Linked DNA regions of Mus musculus: region 2 is linked to region 1. Evidence: chromatin loops called from intact Hi-C (ENCODE). Cell type or tissue: heart. All regions are shown on one strand.

Region 1 (8,000 bases):
GTATGAGGGCTACTGCATACTGCTCTTGCAGAGAACCAGAATTTGGGTGCCAGCATCCATATGGCAGCCCAATGCCACCTGTAACTCCAGTTCCAGGGGATCCGTTGCCCTCTTCTGACCCCTGGTAGCTCCTGCATGCACATGGTAAATAAACTCATACAGGCACATGTAATTTTCAAGATGTATTTATCTGTATGTATTCGGGTGGTTTTGTTTGCGTGTATGTCTGTGCACCATAGGAGGAAGCCAGAAAAGAGCTCTGGATCCCTGAGTCTGGGGTTACAGACGGCTGTGAGCTGCCTGGTCGGTCGTGGGAACCGAATCAATCCCAAGTCTACTCCAAGGATAGCCAGGGCTCTTCACTGCTAATCCCTGCCACTAGCTGCTACATCATTTTTTTTTTTGAAACCTTAAAATATATATTTGAAATTTGGGGTGTATCTCAGTGGCAAAGCACTTGCTTAGTATGTTTAACATGTAATACCAGGAACGAGAGAAACAAATTTATTATTTAAGTGGCGAGTCTGTGAGTGTTGCTGACTGTATTAGTGGGACATAGCATGCCAGCTTTAGCTAACCTGACACCTAAGGGAGCCAGCCGGATAGCTTTCTCTTCTAAGAACAAAGCAGAGATATCTGTAGTCATTAGCATAAAGGTGACTTAGCCAGACAATCAATCTATTCTATAGATAGTATTCCCTCAAAACAACAACAGCAGCAGCAAAGAGAACTACAAAAACAACAACACACACACACCCTATACCTTATTTAAAGGTCTCAGTTAACCATATTTTTAACCACTGAGCCATCTGTCCATTCCCTAAACTGCTTTCACCTAAATTATCAAAATTGTCCCTCAACTCACTAGGCGTATACATAGGCTGTTTAAACACAATGAGGTAGGGGACAGGGAATCAAGTTCACCACGAGAATATGAGATCTGCCTGAAACAAAATTTTAAAAGGAAAAAGGACTTCAATGTGCTCATATGAACATTACCTGCCGTGTTCTTCTAAGGGACAGGGTTCATCTAGTGGTGCTTTCTAACCCATTCTGCTCTCTGGTTATAAAATATTACCCGAACCCTAAAAGGAGGAGGGGGAGCAACCAATCTATGATTAAAACGCAGAAGGCTTCTCAGAACCCTCAATTGTGAGTCATTTGGAGATGCGTTTCCTCCCCACAGAAGTAAGCAGTTTAGGACGGCACACTCCACTTCACACCTACCCTGACAGGGAAAGAGGCTCATGTAAATCATGAAGACAGCGCCTGCCCGGAGCTGTTACACGGGCTGCTCCACCTGTGGTAGGTAAGGTCCAAGCACTGAGTGTTACCAAGCCAGCTCAAGGACGTAAAGAGTATGCTCTGTGGCTGTTTTCTCCTAAGGCTCTTTAAACAATGCCTGTCCCTGTCTCTGTTCCCCACTCTCTAATTATCTTTTACAACAATGTAACAATAATTTAGTAGCACTATGTACTGTCACTTCTCCATTAGCAAACACCAGGACCTGCTGAGTAATTACGGAATAACCCCATAATGAAATGCGGTGGAGACTTCTAATTAAATTTTAACGTTGCCTAGGATGGTTCTATTTTAAAATGAGAATTTTCCAGCCGGGTGTTCTAATGAGTTATCAGAATGTATTACCCCAAAAAAACCCTGAAGATGGACATTGTATATTAGCACCAGTGGGTACATGTGTGGGGACATTTATAGTCAAAATTATACACTCAACTTCTATAGTTGACAAATAACAGCACATGAGACTGCCGTAACAATGGGGACAGATACTTGTGAAAGCTCCTATCTTGGTTACTCTTTGGCGTGTCAGTCATTAATCAGCTCAAAGCTGTCTGCCCTGAACATGGACTCACAGAAGTCAATCAGGAGCCCACAAAGCCTATGCCATCCCACAGCCTCCAAAAGCTCCCTGGCCCCAACAGTAGGCTCTGCCCTGTTCTATTAGACCTATCCACATTCTGTTCCTGTCTCTCTCCATCCACACATCCCCTTCTGGGACTTTTCTGAAAATCCCTTTGGCATTGACTGAGGTTAGACATGGTGATCAGTCCTTGCCAGTTCTCTTTTCCTTGTGGGAGAAGGTCACTGCCATCTCTTCTCCTTTTACCTCAGTGCAGTGAAGGCCCGCCTCCGTTTTCAGCTGGAATCAGCTGTAACCTAGTTACTGATGTGATCAGCAGCGTCTGAAGAGAGCTTACTCGCTTCAGAGTAAAGCTGAGGGTTTTATGAGATACACACCGTCCTCACCTGCTTCCGTGCCCAAGCCCTCCGCTGAGGACTGCATCTCTGTGTTACCTGTGCGGGTCCAGAAGGACAGCACTGAATCACTGTCTCCTTTGGCACAGGGAAGGTTAGGACACTGCTGGGTGGCAACTTGTCTTTGGAACCCCACAGCGGTTCTCAAGCTGTTTTAATTTTGATACAAATTTGCTGTTTGGCATTAACCTGTGTAAATAAGATCTCACTTCTTTGTTTTGTTTTGCTTTGAAACCGACTCTTGCTATGCAATCCAGACTGGCTCCAATTCCTGCTCATTCCACCTTGGCTTCCTGCGTGGTGAAATTATAGCACTACATTGAACCACCACATCCAGCCTTTACTTCTTATTTTAATTAGTATATTACTGATTTTTACAGAACTTCAAAGGCCTTCAGTGTTACCGACGTCTAATCCCTAGGATCTACAAACAGCAACGGGAGCTGACTGTGGGTACAATGTACAATGTCGCCAGGGCAGTGAAAGTAGGCAGCTCAAGTCCCATCACACTCCACACTCAACCTAGAAAAACCTGCTTTCTTCCTTTCTTTTACTAATTAAGTGATTAAATGTATTTATTTATTTACTTAAATTTCTTTTGTAAGCAGGATCTCTCTACACAGCCCTGGAACTCACTATGTAGACTAGGCTGGTCTGGAACCCACAGAGATCTACCTGCCTCTGCCTTCCAATGCTGGGATTAAAGGTATGTGTCATCGCTCCTGGCTTAAATAGGGTTTTAAATATTAAAATATAATTATATCATTTTCCCCTACACCTCCCTCCCTCCAACTCCTCCCACACACACACTTGCTCTCTCGCTCTCTCTCTCTCATTCATGGCCATGGCTTCTTTTTCTTTGCTGTTATGTATACACAAACAGCAACCTACTCAGTCCATACAATGTTACTTGTATGCAAATGAGTTCAGGGCTGATCACGTGGTACTGGATAAGCAATGAGGGCTCTTTCCTCGGGAAAACTATTTCTCTCACTCTCGTTCCGTCGTTGCCCTTGGTTGTTTGTCCCATGAGATCTCCCCTTCCATGTTACACGTCTGTTGATGTCTTCCTTGTCCAGGTCTTCCTTAGGCTACATATTGTAGGCATTCCACGAGAGAAGCTTCTCTGAAGAAGGGTAAGAGGTAAATGTATTTGTGGGTAAAAGGATAACTATTCAGAATGCAGTTTGGAATTACGCTGGTGTGGTAAAGTGACCGTTGTAGGTTTCCTCAGTTGGCTAGGCTTCCAGTACCAGGCATGGCTTCCTCTTGTCCAACGGGCCTTAAGTCCAGCTAGAGAGATGTTGGTCACCACCGAGGTATGAGTGACACTATCGTGCATACACCATGCTGGTCCCTGTAGTCAATCATACTTGGGTAGGATGGTTGGTGGCTTCTAGTTTACATATTGCCTTCTGGTTTCATGAAAGCCAGCCCTTGGGGCTAAAGACTGAGTTATGTCAAATCAACTCAGATTCTCTAGGTTCTGGGTCCAAAGTGCATGGTGTCTTCAGCAACAGGGATTTATGTTCAACCTTTGAGAGGCAACCAAGGGCAAAAAGCAATAGTCCATAAATGGTGTGGGAGCCTCTCGGACTCCCTTGACTAACAACTAGGAAGGGGTTTCTCATGCCTGTTACTGGGGGCTTTGTCTAGATAGACTATGACTCTTGGGGTGGAGGAACATTGTCAGCCCAGGTGTGTGTGTGTGTGTGTGTGTGTGTGTGTGTGTGTGTGTACATTGACTTATATGCATTATATGTAATTTTAGAGCTGGAGAGATGGCTCAGCTGTTAAAGGCTAGGCTCAAACCCAAAAATGTATTATGTATAATTTTATATAACTGATTCCTTATGACTTTAATGAAACCCTTACTATTACTTTATCCTCCTTCTTTCCGCTCAAAAAGGCAACTCTTATTTGTAGGCCAAGTTTCAATGTCTGAACATGGTGATCACATTTTTTTACTGGTCACACATACACACACACACACACACACACACACACACACACACACTGTCATGGGAGGTATTTATAGTCCTCAGAGGCCCACAGAGACTCAGTTAGATCTCTGGTGCTCCCACTGTGGTCTTCTCTGCAGACTGACAGCCTTTCTTTCCCTTCCTTCCTTCTCTTTCATGCACAGCTTCCTGAGACCATCTCCCGCATACATTAAATCTTCATGTGTATCCAGGAGGTCTAACCTAAGCCTCCACCTATAGACAGAGGTTGCCATAAACTTGGAAGCCAGTTTCCCTAAGCATGGGTGCCATGATCGAGTGTCCAGAGAGGCGCTTTCTTCTGAGGTCTCTTGCCCTGAGCAGTAGATAACTGTCTTCCTTTTAAATCTTCTTTGTCTTTCAGTTGGAACCAGCCTACTAGCGCCAACAAAAACCAGGAGGGAAGATAGCATCCCGTGTAGCACAGGCTAGGCTTTAAGTTTACTCTGTAGAAGAGGATGATGTAAACTCCTGATCTCCCTGCCTCTGTCCCAGCGCTGGATTATGCGCATGACCCACCACTCCTACTTTCTCTCCGTGCTGGGGATCAAAGCCACGCCTCATCCACGCTAAGCAAACACTCTTACAAAGGAGCTGCACTCCTAGGCCCCCTGGGAGTTAAATATATTCTTTCTATTTTGGGCTGATGCAATTTTATTTTGAGACCATGAGAATCTGAGATAATGGGAAATTCCAGGGAAGTTATGCCAAATATCTGCCAAAAACATGTTGGTCTTAACTTAGCCCAACCAGTATGCAAAACAAGTCAAGCCTAATATGCTGTGAGAGAGACCCTGTTGGAGACCTGAGCGGCTCAGCTCCAACACACTACGAGGGTCACAAAGAAAATACTAGCATTGCTGCAGTTAAGAATTAACCTAAGTAAATGCAAACCCTGTGATTCTGATATGTCATTTATATCCTCATGGGGCGAGGCCATTCTAATCTTTCCAGGATGCTCAGACATTGCACTGAAGCCTGTATCCTAAGATCTCCTCATTTCCAGCCACATAGGATGCATGATGACTCCAAGTCCCTCATAGCTGTGGGTTGGGGGTGGGGAGTGGGGTGGGATAGAAGTAGGAGGAGAATGGAAAGAGAGAAAACTAGTAACCATTTCTTTTATTGGGCTGAAATGAAAAAGATCATTTCCAATCTGGAGAGATGGTTCAGTGGTCAAGAGCACTGATTGCTCTTCCAGAGGTCCTGAGTTCAAATCCCAGCAACCACATGGTGGCTCACAACCATCTGTAATGAGATCAGATGACCTCTTCTGGTGCGTCTGAATAAAGCTACAGTGTACTTACATATAATAAATAAATAAGTAAAACTTAAAAAAGAAAAGAAAAGAAAATGATCATTTCTGAGAATATTTCCAGGCTAGTTAGTACACAGATATTATCAACCCCTTGGACGTTTAACTCTGAAACTTAGTACCTGGAAAGAAAATGACAACAAACACAAGAAAAATATTCACACCAGGGAGATCCTGAGAGAAGCTGCACAGAGTACAGCAGAAGGTGAGAGAGAAGATAACTCCTGAGAAAGGCTAGCTGGTTCTTCCTTCCAGCCTCTGCTCTGACTCTCTGAGCCGCACCCACCAATTGTTGACCCTATCCACATTTCCTTCCCCACTAGATAGCAGATTGCTCACTCATCAACGAAGACCTTGGCATAGTTAAACAATTTACCGATGTTTGATTAATTATAGTAAACAAATAGATGATGAAATGTTTCTATTTGTTTTTTTTATCATTAACAATGTATTTTGGCTACCAAAATCAGCATTCCATCCAAAAGGCATCATGAGAGCTTCTTTAGATTCCTCCCCCTCCCCAAAATGTTATATAAGGCTATTGCAGTGCTCTTGGCTTCCTACAGAACTTGATAGTAAGATCCTATTAAAGACACCACATATTCAAGTCACAGGAAAATAAGAAATCAAACTGGTACAGGCCTGGAAACTTCATCCTCTTTGGCCTAGCTGGATGGTGCTATACATGGCAGAGTAGAAAACTGTCTTATCCAGAGAGCTAAATACTGCCTGGCCTGTCGGGTACACCCACTGCTGGTGCAATCGTGGCACGAGTGGTAATGGGAGTGACCAACTACTTTCTGCTTGGATTTAAAACCTTCTCCGTGAGATGGAACTCATGGCTAGTATCGTTAAGTAGGCCAAGAAGCTGTAATAGGAGAGCCTATTAATCTGCTAAGGGGACAGATTATTAAACCGCCCCAAGCAATAATCTGTCTAACCAATGAGCTAGTGCATCATCTCTCAACCTTCAGCAGAGAGGCTTCTTTTGTGAGAGGTGGCCATTAAGAAAGAGACCCACAACTGGTCAACATGAAGAGCATGGGAGAATACAGACTGCTCAGTGATAATTGGAGTAACTGGATCACACCCTGTTTTAGTTTTACTGTTGCTATGATAAAAGCACTGGCCCAAAGCAACTTGTGTAAGGAAAGGGCTTGTTGGACTTATAGGTTATAGACAATTTAGTCTGGATGCTCCCTGTGAGTGACTGGTCAGAAAAGCAGCAGGCAGAGTCTCTGACAAGAACACAGGCTTCTGACAGTGCCCTGGGTTGCCCACCACAGCCCAGTGGTGAGACCCAAGTGTGGGAAGTCAGCACATACTTTGTCTCAGGACACAAAGAAATCAGTCTGGATTTGGATTCCTCCCTGACAGCTAGCCTCCACATTGCTAGAAACTTCCATAACTGAGGGGAAAGGTCATTCAGTCTTGCCTAGGGATGGATCTTGGCAGAAGTGCCCACTGGGATAACAGGTGACATGACTGCTATGTGGTAACCAGCTGCTTTCAGATGGAATTGGAGGCCTGCTCCACAGGAGGGAATTCACACCAAGTACTGGAAGTCAGAAACGGCTGGCTGGGGAAGGTCGTGGCCCCAAGGGAAGAACTTCTTTGGCTAAATGGACATAACGCTGCCTTCCAAATATCTGTGTTCGGACCCATGCAAGAGTTGCTTTCAGCTTTGACCAGAGAAGCTTCCCCAGGTATTGAGAATAAGTGAGTGTGGAGGGCTCATCCCTCAGCATCTAAGCCATCTTTCCAAAGCTCAGGGAACATTGTGGAAGAGGGGGCTGAAGGCATGTGTCTTAGTTAGGGTTTTACTGCTGTGAAGAGACACCATGACCAAGGCAAGTCTTATAAGGTCAGCATTTAATTGGAGCTGACTTACAGGTTCAGAGGTTCAGTCCATTATCATCAAGGCGGAGCATGGGCAGGATCCAGGCAGGCATGGTGCAGGAGGAGTTGAGAGTTCTACATCTTCATCTGAAGGCAGGTAAGAGAAGACTCTTGCTTCTAGGAAGCTAGAATGAGGGTCTTAAAGCCCACACCCACAGTAACACATCTACTCCAACAAGGTCACACCTACTAATAGTGCCACTCCCTGGGCCGAGCATATACAAACCATCATAGAGGTAAGAACTGAGTGATAGGGAGAAAAGGCAAGAAATGCTTTCTGGACAGAGCACAGCTGCTTCGACCATAAACTCATCACAACTGTGATGGCCAGAATTGGGCCTGGGTAAGTCTGGGCCTGTTTACACTCAATCATGGATGCAAATGGGGCTTATGAGAATCCGTCCCCTCCCTTCAGAAGTATAATGTCTTTTAATGGGTTCTGGGGAAAGGGGAGTTACTTCCTTTGGTAATAAAGCCTCTGGTGATTCCAGTGTGCCCCATTGGATAGC
Region 2 (8,000 bases), 90 kb before region 1:
TATGGAACTTTAGGGAACACAGTTTATACATTTTTTAACATCCAAAAATACATAAGGTTTTGCCTGAATAGATAAAACCGTTATGAAATAAGTCTTCAAAACACAGACAGGTTTCTGGGTTTTGGTTTGGTTTGGTTTTGGTATTTTACATTTCTTTATTTAGTTTGTAATAAAGGAGGGTGCGGCATACGTGTGAAGGTCAGAGGTCAACTGGACAGCTGGAGTCAGTTCTCTCTACCACGGTGTTCTGAGGATTAATTCATGTCATCTGACTTAGCGTCGGGTCAAAATATGTCCTATCTGCTTAGGGGTTTCTAATTTTAGTTTTTAAATATAAGGAAGATGGCCAGCAATGCTTCTATTTATTATGAAGAGCCACTATCTGCCTCACTTATAATTTATAATGCATTACCATGCTGTTCCCAAACAGATATTGGATGTGGGTACGCATGGTTGGAGTGGTCATATGAAATGAAGATTATAACCCAGGAGAACATTAGAATGTTTTATATTCATGATCCCACTGAGCCAGAAACTGAAGTCTGTGCAGGCAGGCTGCCCTACAGAGGCAGGGGAGAGAAGGATAAGAGACTAATAGGCTACAGAAGAGAGATTTAGCAAGGAACTGGGAAGAGAGAACAAAAACCCTTGGCCAGAGAATGTCAGAAAATCACTCCTGAGGCTGCCAGTCAAATACCCAGAGTCCATACATGTCAAGTCAGATGGATTCAAATCCTGTTCCCACACTCACTAGATGTGTGACCACAGGCAGTAATTTCACTAAGCCCCTGATATCAGGACAGTGATTGTACTTGCTAGGTGAAGCGATAGCATGTCCAGAACTAGGGTTGTTTTATTTTGTTTTGTTTTGTTTTTGGAATGATTAAAAGCATCACGGGCTACTTGTGCATTCTAGGTTCTGCCGCTGAGCTACATTCCAGGACATTTATATGCAGACATAAAATATATACATATATCTCAAATACACATCCATTCCAAGCGTAAAATCAGTAAATTCTATACACTTTAGCCAACAATAGCATTTTCTCAAGCTAGTCTGAGGATTTTAGTTAAAATTCAAACCACATCTTATCGAGTCTGTCTCATAGTTAAGCTGGTCTTGTAACTTACTATCATATAAAAAACTGCCCCCAAAGCTTAATGAGGTGATCAACCAAGTTGCTGGGAGGTGATGGGTCAGCTCAGTGGTTCTTGCTTGGAGCACGTTAGATTCAAGACCAAATGCAACTGGACCCATGTCATCTGCAGGATTAACGCACACGCCTAGTGACTATACTTAAACACACAGTGGCTTCCTGCTTATCAGCCTTCAAAAGGTCTCTCCTTATGGGAAGACTGGGACAAAACGAGCCAGTTGGAAACAGCAGGCAGGGTGCCGATAACATGGTGCACTCAAGGTAGACTAGCTGTTGTATAGTCTCTGCATTCCCCAAAACCATATTCAAAGAGTCAACAGAGGCTACAAAGCTGCTTGTGATGTGGAAGCACAATGATGTCATTTCTGTCCTGTCAGTCAGGGCTAGTCACAGTCCAGCCTGTGACAGATTAGATAAGGAAGTGAAATGGGTCATACTTGTCAGGGGGAATGGCATGTGTAAGTAAAGAGGAAACAGCTTACAGATGCTCTGTCAGAGGTCCCACATGTGTCACACAACCCTCTCTAACTCCAGCCTCAGAGGATCTGATGCCCTCTTCTGGCCTCCTCGGGCAGTGCACTTCCGTTCCTTCCTCCTATCTCCTTCGAAAGCATAAAAGACAGCGCAGACAATGAAGGTAGTAGGTCCTGAGTAAAATACCCTAGGTGATTGTCTTAAATATCTTATTCATTTATTCTTATTTTACGTGTATGGGTGTTTTGCCTGCAGGTATGTCTGGGCACCACATGCGTTCAGTGCCCGAGGAGGCCAGAAGAGGGTGTCAGATCCTCTGAGGCTGGCGTTACAACAGAGGGTTGAGTGACACCACGTGAGTCCTCTGCCAGAGCGTCCAGGGCTCTTAACCTCCAAGCAGTCTCTCCTGCTCCTGTATTCAAATTTCAAACATCATTGTTCTACAAATAATATTCGTTAATTTTTTTTTGCAAATTAGTATATAAACCTAAGTAAATAAAATAAATGAATCCCCACCATGCTGGGCTGGGTACCAATGACGGTCCTCTCTGCCTGATTGGCAGACACCGCTGTTCAGTTTTCTCTCCTTTGACTAGTAACTTGGCTCAGGGAAGTTAATCAAGTGAGCCGAGGAGTCAGGAGCCTGCTCCCAGATGTCACAGCAGACCCGGGGCTTAGATAGTAAGTGGGCTGGAGGAGACAGATTATTTGAGCAGATGCCACATTCAAGTTGTAGATGGGAGCAACTGCTGTCCTATTTGCTCAGGTGATTGACAGTCATAAATGGAGCAGCCCGCATTGAGACTCAGCCCCAGGACACTAACACCAGTGATGATAGCTAATCAGATATGGAAGGTGACACTGTGTCTCTAATTTTACAGGATGAAAGCCGCGCGTTCCTCCCCACCACAGTTTACTCCAGATCTTCAAGGGCCCATGGCCTCATTCCTATTCCCGATATCAAAAAGAGCAAAACAGAACAGCAGGCAGGCCTTACTCAGTTCCCTGTGTCACATATCCCAAAGGCCCAGGCTTCACTAGCTTAAAATCACAAAATAAAGTTACAATCCTCCCCAGTTATTACTTTTAAGAGGTTTATTTACTTTCATTTTAGGTTCATCTATTTCTTGCATCGTGTATGTGTCCCACATGCATTTCCAATGCCTATAGAAGCCAGAACATATGGCGTGCCACCATATGGGTGCCAGGAGCCAATCCCAGGTCCTCTGGAAGAGCAGCCAGTGCTCTTAACCTCTGAGACGTCTCGCAGCCCCAAAGGTGCATTTCTTTATGACATAAAAGCTATCTTCAGTTCGCAATTTCTCTCGGGAGAGGAGGGTCTCTCCTCCTGCTCCTCTCGGCCCCGTAGAACTGTTTCTCACTCTAGAATGGTGACTTGCTGGCTGACACCTAGAAGACGCTTATTGCTGCCACCGCCGCTGTTGAGGACTTTAGAGTCCTTGAGCTTTCTTTTCTTTACATCTGCTTGTTTTTTTGTCTTTTGTTTTTGTTTTATTTTAAACTGTCCCATTATGCTTCTAGGATACACTCTTCCTCTGGCTTTTCTTAGTGAATACAGAAACTAAGAACGTGCGCGCACACGTGCATACACACACACACACACACACACACACACACACACTATATTTGCTTGATATATTGTTTTAATATATTTTTAATTTTTTTCAGGGGTGGTGTGCAGTGGTGGCGCACACCTATAATTCTAGCACTTGGGAGGCAGAGGCAGGTGGATTTCTGAGTTCAAGGCCAGCCTGGTCTACAGAGTGAGTTCCAGGACAGCCAGGACTACACAGAGAAACCCTGTCTCGGAAAAAATAAAATAAATAAAATAAAATAAAAGTGAGGGTGGGGGGATTTTAAATAATGAATTTAAAGAATCTGGGCAATAGACACAGTCCTCCAGTGTACTAGCTAAATTCCTCCACTAGGGGCTCCCTGGAATAGCCTTCTGTTCATGGATCAGACAGAAGGTTGAATTCCCCTGCTCCTTACTTGGCTCTTAAACTTGTCTGGTCCTAGATCCTGATTCTTTTTAAGACTGATTGACAGTGGCAATGCCACCAAACAAGGCATTATCTCTGGAGACTTCTGTCTGTCTCTCTGTAACTTCCGTAAACGATCCAGTCCGGTGTGATGAATATTTTCTAACCCGATATCGTGACAATTCTTAGGGGCTGGTGCCAGAGAAGAGGAAAAGCCTGTGGCTGGATGATATCCGTGATTGGATGATACGCTTATGAGTGTTGTAGACCATCCATCTAAGCTGTAAGTCCCCAAACATCATGTTGACATTGGCCCTGGTTTAAGTCTTTCTTCTCTTCCATCTCCTCCTCCTCCTCTTCTCTAAAGCATCAGTGAGGAGAGGGGATGCTGATGAGCCACACTGCCTTGCAGACGGTGCAGAGAGCTCCATGAATGCAGCTTTTTTAAGTAATCACCTGCGTGGAGTGGACCTCAGTGATGCATTTGTAAGCTCTTGTAAGTGACCCCAACTTGGGTGAGATCTTACTTTTGTCTGTCACCAACTCCCAGGGTGACAGGTCAGGGTGAGCAGACACTTTTCACATCTTCCTAGGAACATGGGTCTCACACGGCACTTGTCTTTCCGTCCAGCTGTCCACCAACTGGAAGAGGGCAGACTAAGTAGCAGGTGAGTGGGGGACTCCTGCCTGTCCATGGATTCAAAGACTTCAGAGTTGAGGAATGCAGAGCAGGGGTGCATTCACAAAGCTACAAAGGGACTGGAGGAATGAACTGCAGGACTTCTCCTCTAAGCTTTACAGCCTGTGAGTCTCCTTTCCTCAACAGACAAAATCCCTAAGATTATAGGCATGTGAGCACCAAAGCTTTGTGTCCGTAGGTGCTTGGCCTTGTTGCTTTGGGTCGGAGGCAGCACATAGTGGAGGTAGCAGGTTGTAGAGGAGGCTGCTCATGGTATAGTGCCCAGGAAACAAAATAACAAGGAGAAGCCAGCCACTGACATCCCTCTCAGGGCTCTAACCCAGAAGCTTGACTCTCTTCTAAAGGTCCCGCCACCTCCCAGGAGCACCACAGCTCCTGCTGCTCTTGCAGCTATGCTGTAGACCAAGGACAGCAGACAGGGGTGGCAGATGGGCACATCAGGGACACATAAGATCCAGCACAACAGGGCTGGAGAGATGGCTCAGCAGTTAAGAGCTGACTGTTCTTCCAAGGTTCTGAGTTCAAATTCCAGCAACCACATGGTGGCTCACAACCATCTGTAATGAGATCTGATGCCCTCTTCTGGTGTGTCTGAAGTCAGCTACAGTGTACTTAGATATAATAATAAATAAATCTTTAGGCCGGACTGAGTAGGGCCGGAGAGAGCAGAGCTGACTGGAGCGAGCAGAGATCCTGAATTCAAATCCCCAGCAACCACATGATGGCTTACAACCATCTGTACAGCTACAGTGTACTCATATACATAAAATAAATAAATAAACCTAAAAAAAGAAAAGATCCAACACAACAGTGAGTAAAGTCACAGCAGCTCTTCAAACCCAAGGCACAAATAACACAGCTGTAGTAGTGACTAATCTAACATTAGTATAGCCTAGTGATACATAATGTTATGTTATAGTATATAATTATATGTGTGTGTGTGTGTGTGTATAATTATACTATTTATACTATATTATATAATAACTATAATATATTAACTTATGTTATATGTATCATTATATGTATATAATATGTTGAGTTTTCCAACTCAGAAGAAAAAATTTAAAACTCAAAGATAAACCCTTCTCCTCCTCCTCTTCTTCCTCCTCCTCTTGCTCCTCCTCCTTCTTCTTCTTTCAGACAGGGTTTCTCTGTGTAGCCCTAGCTGTCCTGGAGCTCACTCTGTAAACCAGGCTGGCCTTGAACTCAGAAATCTGCCTGCCTCTGCCTCCCAAGTGCTGAGATTAAAGGTGTGCACCACCACTGTCCAGCAAGATAAAGGCTTCTTACATAGCACACTCACAAACCGAGGTAAGTGACATTTCTTCCTCTACCGTTACATGGGTCCCACTGAGCATCTTCCAGGTTTCCTTTGTTGTTTTTGATAAAGCAGGGCTCTCTTGGTTACTCCATTTTCTTCTGGAGTGGGGAGAGGGAAGGCTGCCCACAGCCTTGTTGTAGTAATTATGTAATCTCAGTCAGGGGTTTCTACCTCACCTTTCATCATTCAGCTCCCAGATAAAAGATACACAGTGTGTATATTTATAAGGAACCTTTAAAGCAGAAGAGCTGGGCAGATGCTGCCCTCTGTGCTAGTCTGTCTACTTCCCTATCAATAACCCCGAGTTATAACTGCCATGTTGCATCTGGGCTGCTCTTAACTCCAATTGGCCAGCCCTCATGGCCATGTTTTCATGACTCACCTCCCCCACAGTGTCTTATCCTCTCTCCACCTTCTCCCTTCCTTTGTGGTCTCTCCCTAGACCCCAAGGCTGGGAACTCGAACCCTGCCTATCTCTTTTCTGCCCCACCTGTCTTCTCTATTGCCTGTAGGCATCTTTATTCACCAATCAGGGATAACATGGGGGGGGGGCAAGGTCACATAGCGTCACTTGTACATGTGCAGATTCTCCATTCCCTGGGGACAGCCAGGCCTTGGGGGACAGTAGTTATCGTTATAGCAAAAGACCAAACCTCAACATACCCCTGTTTCCACCACAGTCCATGGATCACCTTGCCAAACTGGAAAACTGGATCACAGAACATAGTGTTATTGCTTTATTAGCAACATTCAGTCACATCAAGGTAAACTGACCATTGACATTTCAAAAGATCTAAGCCAATTTTCTTCTGGCAATTTTAAGGTTCATGAGCAACGAGCAACTTTTTCAGCCACAACACCTAGCGATGAGTCTCCATCACGAGGCCCAGAACACTAGAAAAAGCTGTCAAATCTCTGAGTCTTTTTCCCCTTCCTCTGACTGACTGGCATGGACCATCTGCGTTGCCATGGAGAGACGGATGCATACGGAGCCCTGTTACAGAGAAATGAGTGCCTTTTGACAGGGAACCTGCGGTTCCACAAACCTGTCGACATCTTGTGTCTATCAGAGCAGACAGCTTGGGCACATAGGCATATTTCCCGGGAACACTTGCCTCAAGTTTCTACAGGTCTTTCATTCTTGTTTGTTTAACAATGTAGCTCAAATGTATCTCCAGCTCCTGCCAGCTGGGCCCTGGATCTAGGTCCTTCTTAAAGCAAAAGAGAAGCTAAATGCTTTCCGCTGTTTGTCATACCTCAAATCACTTTGTTGAACACAAAAATGAAGCCTTCAATGTATGGGGGGTAGGGGTGGGGGAGAGTGCAGTAAAGAAACTGCCAACATGACTGCTCCATGGTTGGGAAGGGGTGTGTGTGTGTGTATGTGTGTGTGTGTGTGTGTGTGTGTGTGTGTGTTGGGGGGGAGGTTGACATCTGGAAGAGTTCAGAACAGTGAAAGTAGACTGAGCAAGGCCAGCAGTCTGCACATAGCCAGGGCTATCTTCAAGACAAGGGAGACTAAGCAGAGCCAGAGAGCAGAGAGAGCGTGGTGAGACCAGCAGAGGCCGTGGGGAAGCCTTGCAGGTCTTGTGTACTGGTTGGTTGTGTGTGTTAACTTGACACAATCTGGAGTTATCACAGAGAAAGGAGCTTCCCTTGAGGGAATGCCTCCATGAGATCCAGCTGTAAGACATTTTCTCAATTAGTCATCAAGTGGGGAGAGCCCATTGTGGGTGGTGCCATCCCTGGGCTGGTAGTCCTGGGTTCTATAAGAAAGCAAGCTGAGCAAGCCAGGGGAAGCAAGCCAGCAAGTAGCATTCCTCCATGGCCTCTGCATCAGCTCCTGCTTCCTGACCTGCTTGAGTTCCAGTCCTGACTTCCTTTGGTGATGAACAGCAATGTGGAATGTGTGAGCTGAATAAACCCTTTCCTCCTCAACTTGCTTCATGGTCATGATGTTTGTGTAGGAAGAGAAACCCTGACTAAGACACATTGGGAGGCAGAGGCAGGCAAGTCTCTGATTTCAAGGCCAGCCTGGTCTATGAATGAAAGATTATGGGGAGCGGGTGTGGCAGTAGTCCCAAGATGGCGCTCGGGACTGCAGCCAAGTCTTATGACTTGCACCTGACTTCCTCATACACCTGAAAATAAGCCACGTCCATCGTGAGAGCTGCGCAGGCGCACCATGATGCAAGATCAGGCCATTTGACGAAGGCCAATGAACTGAGATTACGTGGATTGGGCTGATGGGATGTGGTTGAGGGGTTATATAAGGGATTGCGATTGGGGTCTAGAGAGAGATTCCTGCTTGCATGTTGAAAGGTTCCTGAATAAACTGCTTTGAG

Evidence for each region. Hi-C counts contacts between places; a loop is a spot of excess contacts. Peaks named below come from ENCODE experiments on the same cell type or tissue, not always from the same donor. Only the 100,000 strongest peaks of a DNase experiment are listed, where the experiment ranks them.
Region 2: it touches region 1 in a loop (2.4-fold over the local background); 4 of 42 quality-filtered maps call a loop at or near these places.

The regions. Positions count from the first base shown.
Region 1 is chr13:58,420,299-58,428,298 of GRCm38, reverse strand. No RefSeq gene overlaps it. Among named protein-coding and RNA genes, the nearest start is that of Rmi1, 22 kb to the right of the region's middle. In heart, no CTCF peak of the experiment used is centred here; a DNase peak (open chromatin) is centred at 4,808.
Region 2 is chr13:58,510,121-58,518,120 of GRCm38, reverse strand. No RefSeq gene overlaps it. Among named protein-coding and RNA genes, the nearest start is that of Gm38494, 32 kb to the left of the region's middle. In heart, CTCF peaks have their summits at 1,759 (motif pointing left) and 3,583; no DNase peak of the experiment used is centred here; H3K4me3 peaks cover 413 bases.